2 separate regions of the Homo sapiens genome follow, and region 1 is linked to region 2. A link is a contact called in ENCODE Hi-C data. All regions are on one chromosome and are shown on one strand. The core of a region is the stretch at or near the end of the contact, and the rest is flanking DNA. Distances in the headings are between cores, read along the strand shown. Region 1 overlaps CYTH3 (cytohesin 3). Region 2 overlaps RNF216 (ring finger protein 216).

What was found. A loop is a pair of places that touch in the nucleus more often than their neighbours do. Pooled maps may share reads with other maps.
Region 1: a loop to region 2 is called in a pooled map, with 5 times the contacts of the local background. The contact joins two enhancer-like sites. A Hi-C loop is called at or near these places in 4 of 37 single-sample maps with no recorded cell type and 2 of 50 pooled maps.

What each region holds. Positions count from the first base shown.
Region 1 is chr7:6,250,793-6,257,567 of GRCh38, forward strand. All of the region lies in intron 1 of CYTH3 (cytohesin 3), which reads right to left. Among named protein-coding and RNA genes, the nearest start is that of CYTH3, 18 kb to the right of the region's middle. RefSeq lists an enhancer at 5,844-5,893. Within about 2 kb of position 5,526, at least 15 of the 41 ENCODE cell types and tissues checked have a DNase peak (open chromatin) inside an H3K27ac peak, as active enhancers do.
Region 2 is chr7:5,689,786-5,697,148 of GRCh38, forward strand. All of the region lies in intron 13 of RNF216 (ring finger protein 216), which reads right to left. Among named protein-coding and RNA genes, the nearest start is that of RNF216-IT1, 13 kb to the left of the region's middle. RefSeq lists enhancers at 5,431-5,670, 6,300-6,800, 6,801-7,301. Within about 2 kb of position 3,031, at least 36 of the 41 ENCODE cell types and tissues checked have a DNase peak (open chromatin) inside an H3K27ac peak, as active enhancers do.

The sequences.
Region 1 (6,775 bases), core at 4,276-6,775, 560 kb after region 2:
AATTGTGTAATTTAAAAGGATGACTATAATGGCATGTGGATTATAGTGATTTCTAAAAAGAGAATAGGTGCTTTATTACCAAATACACTGAAGGTGCACAGTCCCTCGCTCCTGTAATATTTCACTGGATCAGAAATTACTTCAGAGCACAGGGTCTCTGCTACAACACAGAGCAGCAAACCAATCATACATAAATCTGAGAAGAGCCGGGCTCAGTGGCTCACGCCTGTAATCCCAGCACTTTGGGAGGCCAAGGCGGGTGGACTGAGGTCAGGAGTTCAAGACCAGCCTGGCCAACATGGTAAAACCCCATCTCCACTAAAAATAGAAAAATTAGCTGGACGTGGTGGCGGGCGCCTGTAGTCTCAGCTACTTCAGAAGTTGAAGCAGGAGAATCGCGTGAATCCAGGTGGCGGAGGTTGCAGTGAGCCGAGATCACGCCATTGCACTCCAGCCTGGGCAACAAGAGCGAAACACCGTCTCAAAAAAAATAAATAAAATAAAATAAATCTGAAAAGAAAGCTATCAGACTATTCTTTTTTTTTTTTTTCTTTAAAGGAGTAATAATGAGGCAGGAGAGAAGGAGGGGAGACATGTAGGAAGTTTCTTGAAGGGCTACAAAAGCGTTTCTTTCAGTGGGAGGCAGAAAATCAAAACGTGTGAGAAGCATGGAGACGGAACCCTCTCAGTGTAAAATAGGAAAGGATTCTTCAAAATACCGTTCATGGCGGCGCAGACAGAGCAGCAATCTGTGAAGGACCGCAAAATTCTCCGCCCTTAAATTTGTTCAGTAGTGCTCATATATTACATCCACTGAAGTGCCACTGGTTTATTATTTCCGTAAAGTTTAAACAGCCTTAAGACACTGAACAACATTTTTGTGCTGAATAATAAATATGTTTATGACTGATGCCCTGAACCACGGAAACGTAAAAAAGAGCTTCTAAAAATAGAGTACAGGACTTCAAAGAGGCCTGTCCATAAAATCAAATCTACAAAGAATAACTCAGATGGTTACCACAGAATCGCATGAGTTCTTCACAGGCACCATTGGTATTTAATAGTCCCCAAACAGGACGTCTGGCTACAATTACAAGAAATATGAGAAATCTGACCCCCTTAATGTGAAAAAAGAAAAACAAAATGCTTGAGATAAGTATGTGAAAATCACTAGTCTTATGATCATTACATTGATCATAAAAACCACTTTAAAACATAATTCATTTTCAGCTACAGGATGGTGATATGGACCTGGTCCTGTTAAGACAGAGCAGAAGATGCAAATCTTTTATAGAAATTACACTGAAACAGATAGGCAAATGTGGAATGTAGTTTGATTGAACTACTGATTCTGAATTTATTTGCTGTATGGTAAATGCATAAATTTGAGTACTACTGAACAAATTTAAGAGAAACTGGCTTTCTTTCACAGATCCTTGCTATCTCTATACCAGCATGAACATGAACAGTATTTTGAAGAATCTTTGCCCTATTTTACAAGAGGAGCGTTTAGTTCTCTGGGTTCTCATGCTTTACTATTTTCTGCCTCCAAGGAAAATAATGTGTCAGCCTCACATATACTCTCTGGTTACGTGGCGTGTACATAATTAAAAGGGAAAATTAAAATGCCTTCTAGACTAGTCACGAACAAAATTAATACTTTAGAATGGAATTTAAATCAGTCATCTGAAAGGGAGACTCCGAGACCCTGTTGCTATTTCTTGAATACTTTTAGAGGAGTGTCATTTTTTTTCCCACCCTGCCCTTTCCTTTATTGGCTTTTCATACAATGAGTTTGCTGTGCCCATCACCGGATACATGAACAACAACAAAAAAGCTACAGCTGGATCCTGTATTAGTCTCAGCTGCAGTTAAAGCTCTTTTTTTAAATCAATAGGAAAGTGTTGAGGGAGGGAAGAAGAAAAAGATGCATTCCTGAGAGATTTAAGGTTTAGTCTTCATCCAAGGATCTGACAGCAAAAGTATCTCTTGAAAATTATGTAAATATAGTTTGTCTTACTAAATTTTCCAATTGTTAAGTTCATTTCTTTATAAAACCATGGCCAAATATTAAAATAAAATCCTCACTATGTTAAGCCAGATAACTACCTCCGGATGGGTGTGAGTCTGAGAAACCACTGTGGATGCTTGTTCCAAATTTACCCACACACACATTCCACTGACATCTGAACCACTCCGTAACTCCTTCTGGTTACCAACTTAATCCACACTTACCAAAGAACAAGAAAAATGAATGTCACTTTTACCTTGAATCAAAATGATTTTTAACATATTTACAATTAAAAAATTAAAGAAACTGAAGCACTTATCAATTCTGCTTACACATGCAATCTAGTCTATAGGATGCAAATAATGATATTAGACAATAAGCCTGGACTCTTCAAAAAGGTGTCACGAAAACAATTTTTTTTTTTTTTTTTTGAGACAGAGTCATACTGTGTTCACCCAGGCTGGAGTGCACTGGCAGAACCTTGGCTCACTGCAACCTCTGCCTCCTGGGTTCAAGCAATTCTCGTGCCTCAGCTTGAGATTTCAGGTATGCAGCACCATGCCCAGTTAATTTTTTTGTATTTTTAGTAGAGATAGGGTTTCACCATGTTGGCCAGGCTGGTCTTGAACTCCTGGCCTCAAGTGATCCGCCTGCCTCGGCCTCTCAAAGTGCTGAAATTACCAGCCTGATCCATCGCACCCAGCCACCAAAACACATTTTAAAATTAAAAACAGCCGGGCACGGTGGCTCACGCCTGTAATCCCAACACTTTGGGAGGCCAAGGCGGGCAGATCACAAGGTCAGGAGTTTGAGACCAGCCTGGCCAATTTGATGAAACCCTATCTCTACTAAAAATACAAAAATTAGCCGGGCGTGGTAGTAGGCACCTGTAGTCCCAGCTACTGGGGAGGTTGAGGCAGGAGAATCACTTGAACCCGGGAGGCGGAAGTTGCAGTGAGCCGAGATCATGAGACTGCACTCCAGCCTGGGTGACAGAGTGAGATGCTGTCTCAAAAATAAAAATAAATAAATAAACAAAAGAGGCCAGGTGCAGTGGCAGGCACCTGTAATCCCAACTACTCGGGAGGGTGAGGCAGGAGAATCACTTGAACCCGGGAGGCAGCGGTTGCAGTGAGCCAAGATCATGCCACTGCACTCCAGCCTGGGTGACAGAGTGAGACTCTGTCTCAAAAATAAAAATAAATAAATAAAATAAAAAATAAAGAAAGGAGGCCAGGTGCAGTGGCAGGCACCTATAATCCCAACTACTCAGGAGGGTGAGGCAGGAGAATCACGTGAACCCGGGAGACGGAGGTTGAAGTGAGCTGAGAGATCGCACCACTGCACTCCAGCCCTGGCCACAGAGCAAGACTCCACCTCAAAAACAAACAAACAACAACAAAAATAAGACTGATAAAAGATAACTAAATAGAAGGTGTAAATCTTAATTAGAGCCTAGATAGGTTTAAAAAAAAAAGAAAGCTATAAAAACATTTTGGTAACAACTGGGGAAAGCAGAATGTGTACTATTTTGGAACAATATTATGGAATGACTGTTAGTTATCTTAAGAATGATAACGGCTGTAGTTATGTAGGAGAATGTCCTTAGAAGACGAGTGCTAAAGTATTTCTTTGAAAAGCGTTATGATGTTTGTAACTTTTTGAGACGGAGTCTCGTTCTGTCGTCTAGGCTGGAGTGCAGTGGCGTGATCTCAGCTCACTGCAACCTCCGCCTCCCAGGCTCAAGCTATTCTCATGCCTCAGCCTCCCAAGAAGCTGGGATTACAGGCGCATACCACAATGCTCGGCTAATTTTTTGTATTTTTAGTAGAGACAGGCTTTCACCATGTTGGCCAGGCTGGTCTCGAACTCCTGACCTCAAACAATCTGCGCACCTTGGCCTCCCAAAGTGCTGGGATTATAGGCGTGAGCCATCGCACCTGCCCATGTTTGTATCTTGCTTTCAAATGGGTTCAGTCACACACACACAAATTGTAATACAAAGACAGACAAGCAAATGTGGCCAAATGTTAGCAGCTGGTGAATTTAGGTGAAAGACATATAGGATTCATCGTACCATTCCTTCAACTTTTCTGTAGATTTGAACATTTTCAAAATACAAAGTTGGGAAGAAAAGATATAATAATCATATTGCCAATCATCAGTTATTCCTCAGCCCAAATAAAACAATTCTTCCAACTCACTCTACTCAGTATGTAAAGACAGGCAGGCCAGAGGCTTAACACACTGATGACTAACAGTTTTGAATGCCTACTATTACAATCGTCGAGATTTTTGATAAATTCTTCATATAAATAATTTCACTTCGGTTTTTTAACAGCTTAGGGAGATTAAGTAACTTACACAAAATCACAAGGCTAGAAATGACAGAGCTGCAGATATTTACTTAAAAATATGTCAATACCAAATATTTGTCAACACCAATCAGGCTCAAATGTTTAAACAAACTTATGTAAGCATACAGAAAGTATGAATACAAATTCTCAGAACCATTAACATTATAGATGACAATATTCTGCCTTGAACAAGGGGAATTACCCGAAATATCCTCAATGGCTGACCTGATATAGCAAACAGGGAAAAGTTCTGAAATCCTAATTCCTAGAGACCCCAAGGGAAAAGAGGGCCTCTCCAATCCCACAGGACTAAGACTATTTAGGAAGGAATGGCTACATAGTTATCTCCAGCATGATGCATCCCAACAGAGTCGGCCGTGAAGAAGCTGGGCTGAGGACCAGAAAGGCCCCCACCACAGCACTGCAGTAGTCCTGGGGGTCCAGCACCTCATCAAGATAGGGAGGGAGGGATATGTTGGGGACATCAGGAGAAAACAGCTTCTACTTCAAGTCTCTTATGAAATTAAGGACTTACAGACTCCCTATGTGGGGGAGACGCTCAGGTTAGTGTGACTACCCAAGTTTGACCTTTAATCTGTTTTTTTTTTTTTTTTTTTTTTTGAGATGGAATCTCCCTCTGTCACCCAGGCTGAAGTGCAGTGGCGCGATCTCTGCTCACTACAAGCTCCGCCTTCCAGGTTAACGCGATTCTCCTGCCTCAGCCTCCTGAGTAGCTGGGACTACAGGTGCCCGCCACTACGCCCAGCTAATTTTTTGTATTTTTAGTAGAGACAGGGTTTCACTGTGTTAGCCAGGATGGTCTCGATCTCCTGACCTCGTGATCCACCCACCTCGGCCTCCCAAAGTGCTGGGATTACAGGCATGAGCCATTGCGCCCGGCCAACCTTTAATCTGTTTAACCAAAGTTGAAATGGCCCTGTCAATAACTTTACAACTCTAAGGAAACAGCACTCCTGTAAAATCTGTTCTTGAAATTCCCAGTCACTGATCCAATCAACTACATTTCGTGATGGCTGAAACCAAGATAAAACCGCCTACAGCAAGTCCTGAGACTCGAGAACTTCTGCCGGGATATTCTCTCCAAAGGGAGTCACTGGCCACTGGTTCAGGCAGGGGGCCCTAGAGCACACTCCCATTTGTGGAACTCCCAGGCAGGCCTGCACCAAACCTCAAGGGGGCTGAAAGGACTAGGATAGTGGACTTCTCTCTGAAGACACAAATTCTTTGCTCCCCTTTACAGGTATAACAGAAATGGGAGATAAATGTTTTAGCGCAGAACTTAACAAGACTTCTGAAGTAGATGGTCTTCATTACCTTTAGATGCAAGACAGTCCGCTCTTCACCAGAATCATAATAGGTAATACTTGACAGGAAGACATGCAAAGAGAGAAGCCCCCAGACTCCTCTCCTGAGAAGGAAAAAGTGGGGAGCGGTGGAAGCAGTGGGAAGGTAATAGAGACTTAAATCCTAAAACAAATGTCCAAGTACTAACAGCAGCAGAACCCAGGGGAAATAGCTTATGTTCTTTCCAGATGAAAAAAATTAAAAAGTCATGTTCTGCATGTCCAGCCAAATTACTGGGCACTTGTCAGGCAGAGCAACTACTGGGGGAGCCAAGGGAGGGCAGGACACACCACATCCATGTGGACTCTGCTCCCTCTGAGAGCTGTCATCAAGAGTGAAGCTGGCGGGACAACGTGTGGCGAGCAAGAGCTAGCAGACTTCAAGACCAGTCTGACCACAAAAAGGAAGGAAAGAAGGCATTTGACTTTCTTTTGTGAAAACTGAAACATCCTAGTAACCATCTGACTAGTATACAGTTTAACCACTACTTTGAACTAAATTTCAGGAACATAGTCCATAACAGACACCCTGTGATTCCCGAGAAAACGCAACATTTTAGAAGAAGACTTATCCAACGTGAAGATTTTTTTTTACATAAGGCAATGAAAGGCATCATTTATTCTCGAAATGTGTCATGCTCTCAGAAGTGTGGTCATATACTGAATCAAAGTCTACAATCACTCATCTTCCCACGCCTGGGAAATACAGCCTCATCATGTGAACAGGCCAAACATTCAAAAGACACTAAAATTCTTCAATTTTCCCATACTCTAACACAAACAAAACTGAATTCATTTGTCTGATCCTTTCTCAACTCAAAAAAATTTTAATCTAATTACTGAAACTTGGAAAAGGACATTCTTGATTATTTTATTTCCTCTCTGTAAAGAACTAAAAGGAAGTCCTGTCTTCTAACAGAATATTAAATTGCCAATGCCACCTTTGATTACTGCATACTTCTAAATGTACACGTTAAAATACACATAAAGATTTGCCAAATGAAACAATGTATTTCTAAGAATACGAAAACGTATTTTGTTTT
Region 2 (7,363 bases), core at 1,781-4,280:
TCTACTAAAAATGCAAAAAAATTAGCTGGGTGTTATTCCAGCCACTTGGGAGGCTGAGGCAGGAGAATCACTTGAATCCAGGAGGCGGGGGGTTGCAGTGAGCCAAGATTGCGCCACTGCATTCCAGCCTGGGTGACTCTGTCTCAAACAAAAAAAAAAAAAGAACAGAAAAGAGAAGAGAAGAGGAGGGCAGGTAACCCCCCTTATTTGCCGAGTTCACCTGTATTATATTTTACTTACATCTTTAAAGGTTTTATGGCCAGGCGCGGTGGGTGGCTCATGCCTGTAATCCCAGCACTCTGGGAGGCTTAGGCGGGCGGATCACCTGAGGTCAGGAGTTTAAGACCAGCCTGGCCATGGTGAAACCCTGTCTCTACTAAAAATACAAAAAATTAGCCAGGCATGGTGGTGCACACCTGTAATCCCAGCTACTTGGGAGGCTGAGGCAGGAGAATCTCTTGCACACAGGAAGCGGAGGTTGCAGTGAGCCAAGATCGCGCCATTGCACTCTAGCCTGGGCAACAAGAGTGAAATTCCATCTCAAAAAAAAAAAAAAAAGATTTTAAAGATCCTTTTTACTTCCTGTTTCTCTAAAAGCATGGTTAGCAATGCTCAGAAGCTAGGTCAGTTTTGGTGACTGACTGCTTTGTTAAGGTTTCCCAGGTAGTATTAAAGACCTGGAATCTATCAGCTGCTGCCACAGAATGAAATTCTCCTCTCCCTGCACCATCTACCACTTAGACCAGGGGAGGAGGCGCCACCTTCACCTCCCCTAGAAACTTCAGCAGCTCCCATCAGCAGTGCTTTCCCTGTACATCTGCAAGCATCACATAACCCTAAATAGTAAGCAGGACTGGCACTGTTATCCCATTCTACAGAAGAGCAAACAGAAGTCCACAAAGGCAGTGGGAAGTGCCCAGGGCTAGTGAGAGGTAGAGTGAAGATCTCGCCCTTCTCTGCTGATGCTCCTGCAATACAGCCCACACTAGAGCTCATGCCCCGACAGCCTGCAGGGATGTACACACGCATGTTCTGCCAGGACAGCTCTGCCACACCAGCCTGACACTTAATAACACATACGCACATGTGTAAAATGTACACATTCATCATGGAATTGCGATTTGGGGGCTGAAGACAACCTACAGATGAGTCAACTTGGACCCTGTGGTTCAGGGCTTATCCAGCACACAGCCAGGAGAGGCTGAAGCTCCACCTCCACACACCCCCTGCAGCACCTTTTCTGCCTGTCGTCTCTTCCCAGCTCACACAGCCGTGCAAAGAACTCTGTTCTCACGGGTTGATCTGCCATGTTTTTAAGTTCCGACAGAAGCACACCCATTTCTCTAACCGTGTGTGTAGACGGTGAGCCTGGGTGATCAACGTGACAGCACTTCTGCTCATGCCAACAGGGTGCTCTGCCAGGTCTACCCATGGTGAAGGGGAGACAAGCCACCTGACACCTCGCCACTCGGGCCGACGGCAGCATTTGACTGCTAGGACACTGTCTTGTGACCCACTTTACTCACTGCTCCTTACTTCTCAGTTATAAGCAGTAATTAGTAATGTCAGTGTTCCTGTTCTGGCTGGATTGCTCCTGGCTGGATTGCTCCAGGCCCATTAATGATACAAGAGCAGGAACAGATGAATGCGTAAGTGTACAAGAGAGGTTTCAAGGTTAAAGGCAGTAATGGAGAGAGCTATGGTGGGGGTGGGGAAGGCAGTGCTGGTGTGTGTAGAAGAGAAGGGGAGAGGGGGAATGTGTGTGTGAGAAAAACAGAGTATGTGTGTTAGTTTTAAGTCTATTCTTTAAAATGCCCAGCTTCTCCTTAGGGGCAACATGTATGGCAAAGCACAACTTCTTAGCGTCCTCAATCAAGTGAAGTAGAATCTTCTATCTGGCATGGACACATGGTTCTGGCCACCCGGCAGGGAGTCCATCAGTACTAACTCTAGACACCGGAGAGTTACTAGTGTATGAAATTGAGGTCAGAGGAAACTACACCAATATCTTTCAAACATATTTTCGATGTTTTAAATAACTTCTCTTACAGAAGGCAATGTCTGCTTGTTCAGCAGAACTGCTACCTTCCCACTTAATGCTTTTACAGCGGAAGTCAAGACAAGTAATGAAAGACAGACCCCAGGGGCCGACAGTCAGGCCCTCCTACTCTAGTGGAAGAGATACAATACTTTATATTGTTACAATTGCCTCTGCATACCTACAAATCTCCATGTTTTCAAGGAGGGATTTCAAAAGGTATAATTTCCGACATTCCTACCCAGAGTTTTGCTGAAAAATAGAATGACAGCAAGTAAGCCCGCAAATCATGCCTGGAAAAGGCTTAGCACGGCTATTTGAAAAATATTTGCTTGGGAGCTGGAAGAGGGAACTATGAATCGAGGCTGGCAGCCAAATGGGAATTTTTTAGTTGTTTATATGTACACTGCCTTCTAAGCAGACAAGGATTTGCCACTAAGCCTTTTACTTGTTCCTCACATACCAAAAGCTAACTGTTACACATACTAGGAAAGTAACAACTTTATTTGCTGATTTCACAACCCAAAGCAGACATTTTTAAAAAGCGGTCATAGCAACGCCGGGTGAATCAGAACCCATCCTTGTTAGTCAGACATACTCTGTGGGAAAAGGCAGCAGTTGGAAACAGTCTTGAATTCTAACTACTAAAAGCCATACTAATTCCCGCGGGGCCCTGACTTCTGGTCCAAGGTTTCTCACTGGCTGTATCCTGTCCGACAGTGCCAGAGCTTGTGCTGCAAGCAGAGCCCGTGCAGAAGGCGAGCGAGGAGAAAGGCAGAGCTGCTCAGTTCCAGCTCCTTCCACACACCACAAAACGCCATCCCTCGCCTCCAGCCCGAGGCAAGGCACTCCTTTTTAGGTGGTAAAATAAGCCTTCCAACACACCAGAAGAAATAGCTTGGAGTTTGAAAATACACAAGCATATTTTAATAATCACATTTCTATTTTTCAAGTTCTCTTAATACAAACAAAACAAAAATTCTTTTGCTCATGTTCAGACATGACTAAGTTAATGACAATGGGTATACAATGTGACACATGCACACTCCTCCCTTAACCCTTGGTGAGCATCCTCAAAAGCGATTCACTGCTACCCATTTCTTATCTATCCTTCCAAATAGATTTTATGTCTGTGTCAGCAAGCATCTCTTCCTCCTCCCATTTAAGACACAATTGTGGGCATATTGCACCCATTGTTCTACGTCTTGCTTTTTTCACTTAATATCTTGGAGACAGCTCCATATTTGCACAACGGGATTCCACGTCATTCTTTTAAACGCTATGGTATATGCTACGGGTTGGCAAACTACAGCTCACTGGCCAATCTGGCCCTCTGCCAATTTTTGTAAATATAATTATACTGGGACACAGCCACATTCATTTGTTTACATATTGTCTGTGGTTACTTTCACGCTATAAAGGCAGAGTTAGGTAGCTGGGATAGATACCATATGGTCCGCAAAGCCTGAAATATTTACTACCTTGCCTTTTACAGAAAAAGTCTGCTGACCCCTGGTATGGATGTTTACAGAAAAAGTCTGCTGAACCTCAGTATGGATGCTGACCCCCCGGTATGGACCTCCACTGTACTGAGGTACCAAAATGTACTGAAATTGTTCCCTGCTGATGGGTATTGCATTGGATTTCCTTAAGAATAAAATTAAACTCCTTTAATGCTAAGAAGCTCCAAGACATTTGAGGAAGGAAAGAGCAGGAACTAGCTAGGAAGAAGCCGGCATGAAGAAGCCAAGCTTAAAGAGGGAACTTCAGAGCAAGCTACAACCTCCCCAAGTGTCAATTCCTCTTTTTAGAGGAAGTAAGAAGGGAACTGTAGGTCTTTTGATAAGAGGAAATTCCCCTTTGCTATATCAAAGCTGCTCCCTGTGCTTGTGTTGTTCTAAAGTTAGGCAAGACTGCCTGAAGCATACTGTGACCAAATTAGGAAGCAAGAAGGCTGATGTCTCTAAAGCTGGTCACCCATGGCCAGGCAGCCCAGGCATGCAAAGACAGAGATGGACGCGGGTAGAGACTCTCTGGCCAACAAGGAGATGCTATTTGCTTAAGAAATCAGCCTTAAAAATGACACAACGAAAATTAATAACTGTTCTATAAGATGGAATTCACTTGCTGTTGTTGACCAAAAAAACAAAGGCTTCCAACATTTCCACAAGCAAAGAACATGAGAGAAGCACAGTGAGACGAATGCTCCCAGGCATCATGGGTTTATTCCAAAGGCAGTAAAGGTCTTGGAAAGTGCCAAGGAAATTATACCACTTAGCTCTTTGATAGATCAAGATAGTCAGTTTTACACTATTGAGAAAAGAAGAATCCAGAAAGGTCTTACTAAAAAGGGCATTTTGTAAACTTTCCATTTTAGGACGGCCTACTCAATTTCTTTATTTGCTGGAACAGTTTTCAAACAAGTCTTTCAGCTTCAAAACAAGGTCTAGGTATGCAGTACTTGAATCATTCACACTGAGCTTGCTTCCGCCACTGCTACTCAATGATATTCTCTTTAAGGAATGACTTCTGAGTTAACTTTTGATTCAGATCCAATGAGCTCAGAATCTATTCTGACCACGAGCACTATCTGGGTAATAACATTTGACCTTGAAATCCCTGCTTTCCTCCAAAACTTCCAGATCAGCAAGATTCTTGGACACAATTTTTATTCCCTTGGCAATGTGCTTAGTTCAGTTCCAACATCTGCTATGAGATCAGACAGTCAGAATTAAGGTAAGTTTAAACGACAAAACAAATCTCAGTTCTTGTTTATAGGAAAACCTTCAAGGGCTCCAAGCCAAAGGATGAGGCCCACTTGTGGCGCAATTTGAGGACCTGCCTGCCCTGGAGCAGAGATGTGTATGGTGGCCATGCCCTTCAGCCTATGGAAAGTACATTCTCTGTAGCTGCGTAGCTTGTGTTGGGCTGGTCTCCTGGTCTGCCAGGGTGCACTGGGCAGAAATTTTACAGCCACTCTCTCAAAGTGTTCTAGGTGTTGTCAAAATAGCTAAGCATTTGTCTACTAACTACTCCTGTTTTGATTTTGAACATTTATTTATAATCATCTAAAGGACCCAAGCATTTTATAGAAAAGACAATATACTTTCCAAAGACCCTGGTTAACTGACATACAAATCCACCAACTAAGAACTGTATTTCTATTAGTTAAGGCTTCTGTGGCTCAACTTTAACTGAGCCAAAAAATACACTAATGGGCCAATGGGGACACAGATGGGTTAGGGAACTACCCCTGAACCCAAAGTTCATATATAGCCAAGAAGTTCAATGACTTCAAGCTACACGAAGTTAGCACTTAACCTATCCACGGTTCTTCATCTGTACAACAAGCATGTCTGGGTTATATGACCTCCTGGGTCCGGCTTATAAATCTAACATCTACAACTGCAAGTCAAGAGTACCAAATACCAATATACAAAACCACCTGCGCAGACCCAGTGCAGCAACTTGTACCAAGGTTTGAACCACACATTCACACGTCCAGCAGCCACAGAGACGAAAACGACACGCCAGCCTGTCCTGACCTCACACTCCCCAGTCTGAGGGCCCGGCAGAAGCGCCACATCGCCTTCCTCTCCTGTTTTTTCTTATGGCTGCTGCTGCCTCGGAGCCCGGACTAAGCAAGGCTGTTAGGCACGGGGTGAGCACGGTTGCGCCTACTGCTGAGAGTGCCTCTCCCTGCCGGTCTCCTGCTCTCTCTCTGCAGAGCAGAAGACACCGCAGCTATAGACAAGTTCTATTGCCCTTTTATGGTAGAAAAATGAATTGCTTGCTAGCAGTGGTGCCGAGAGAGATGACAGAATGGAAAGTTGTCATTTGTTGTGGTTTTGGCAGCCACAGAATAGTGTTCTCCCCTAGTCATCCTCGGATGGATGGTGCACACCAGGCATTCACAGAGGGAAAAGCAAAACCCCTGGTCAAACTGTTCCCTTATGTGTTCTTCCCTTGCTTTGCCTGTAAACGGATGTGTTTATTTATGAACAGTGTCAAGCCCCATTGTGGAAATGTACTTTTTACAAAACAAGGTATCAAAAGGCTGTTTGTGTTGCACTGAAAGACTAAGCAGAGGTGCCACAGAAAACATGTTTCCCGTCAGAACGCATCCAAGGAACAGACTTCATTTCCTCACACAACAAGGATGTAGGACTAGGCTGGGAAGGGAGGGTACCCCACTTGAAGGAGGGGCTGTGGCTCTCAGCACAACCCAGCACGGCCTTGATCCCTGACTCCCAGGAGGCACGGAAGGACAAGAAAGCAGCCACCAGCTCCAGACAAATCCAGCCCAAGGGGAAACACACTGACATCCACAGTCCATGTGGTGACGAAGAGCAGTTGGTACCGCATGGCTTTAAATTGTTTGTATTTCTGTCAGGAGGCCCATGGAAAAAAAGCAGGGCTCTCAGCAGCTGGGAAAACATGTTGCAAAAGGAGAATTAAGCAATTCTCTGTATGCACATCACAGAGAAATTAAGCTGATCTGAGTGAGAGAAATTAAGCTTATTCGACATGCCTTCGGCTGGAAAACAAGCCTTTTTAAATGACTGGGAAAAAACTTGTGAAGGTTACATGGTTTCCTCCTTATGTAAAGCACCTGAGGACTAAAACAAATTCACTGGCCGGTGGGAATGCAGCAAAGCAGCAACTGCCCAATGATCTACTCCAGGGCACCCACACACACCACAGGAAGGAGGAGCAGGCCGGGGCAGCCTCCTAGACACGCGTGCCCAAGATCGTGTCCTATGGTCTCGCTTCGGCCGCTCTTCACCAAAGCCTCTTCCTTGGCTGCTGCCATCCTCGCTTTTGACTACTGCCCCACGTCTCCCCTCTTGCCCCCAACCTGCCCTTAGAACCAGGTTCCTTCAGGCCAAATCCCACCTAGGTCTTCTGGAAAATGGGAAAAGTAATCACAGCAAATACCTGCAACATTGTACGAACGGGCTCTGGGAGGGCTGTAGGAGGACGGCATGTCCCCAGGTTACTAGAAATGACTTGCCATAGTGACTACATTGGCAAGGTGTTCCAATTCCCTTGATATTCTATATCTGATCTCTCCCTCCCTCCCACTCCCTTTCAAGGATCTACAAAATTCACCCTCCCACAAGCAGCATGTGATCCCACTGTGTCCCTCCATTACGCCAGCAACAGCTCCAGGGACGGGGGTAGGGGAAGTCTCCAAAATAAAATCCACCCTCCTTGTTTTGTTCTGCATTGCAAAGCCCTCAACAGGGTCTATTTATCTTCAAAGTCCTGCTTCCTTCTGCTCTGGACACACCTGTCTACTTGCTGACCCTTCACCCAGCTTTG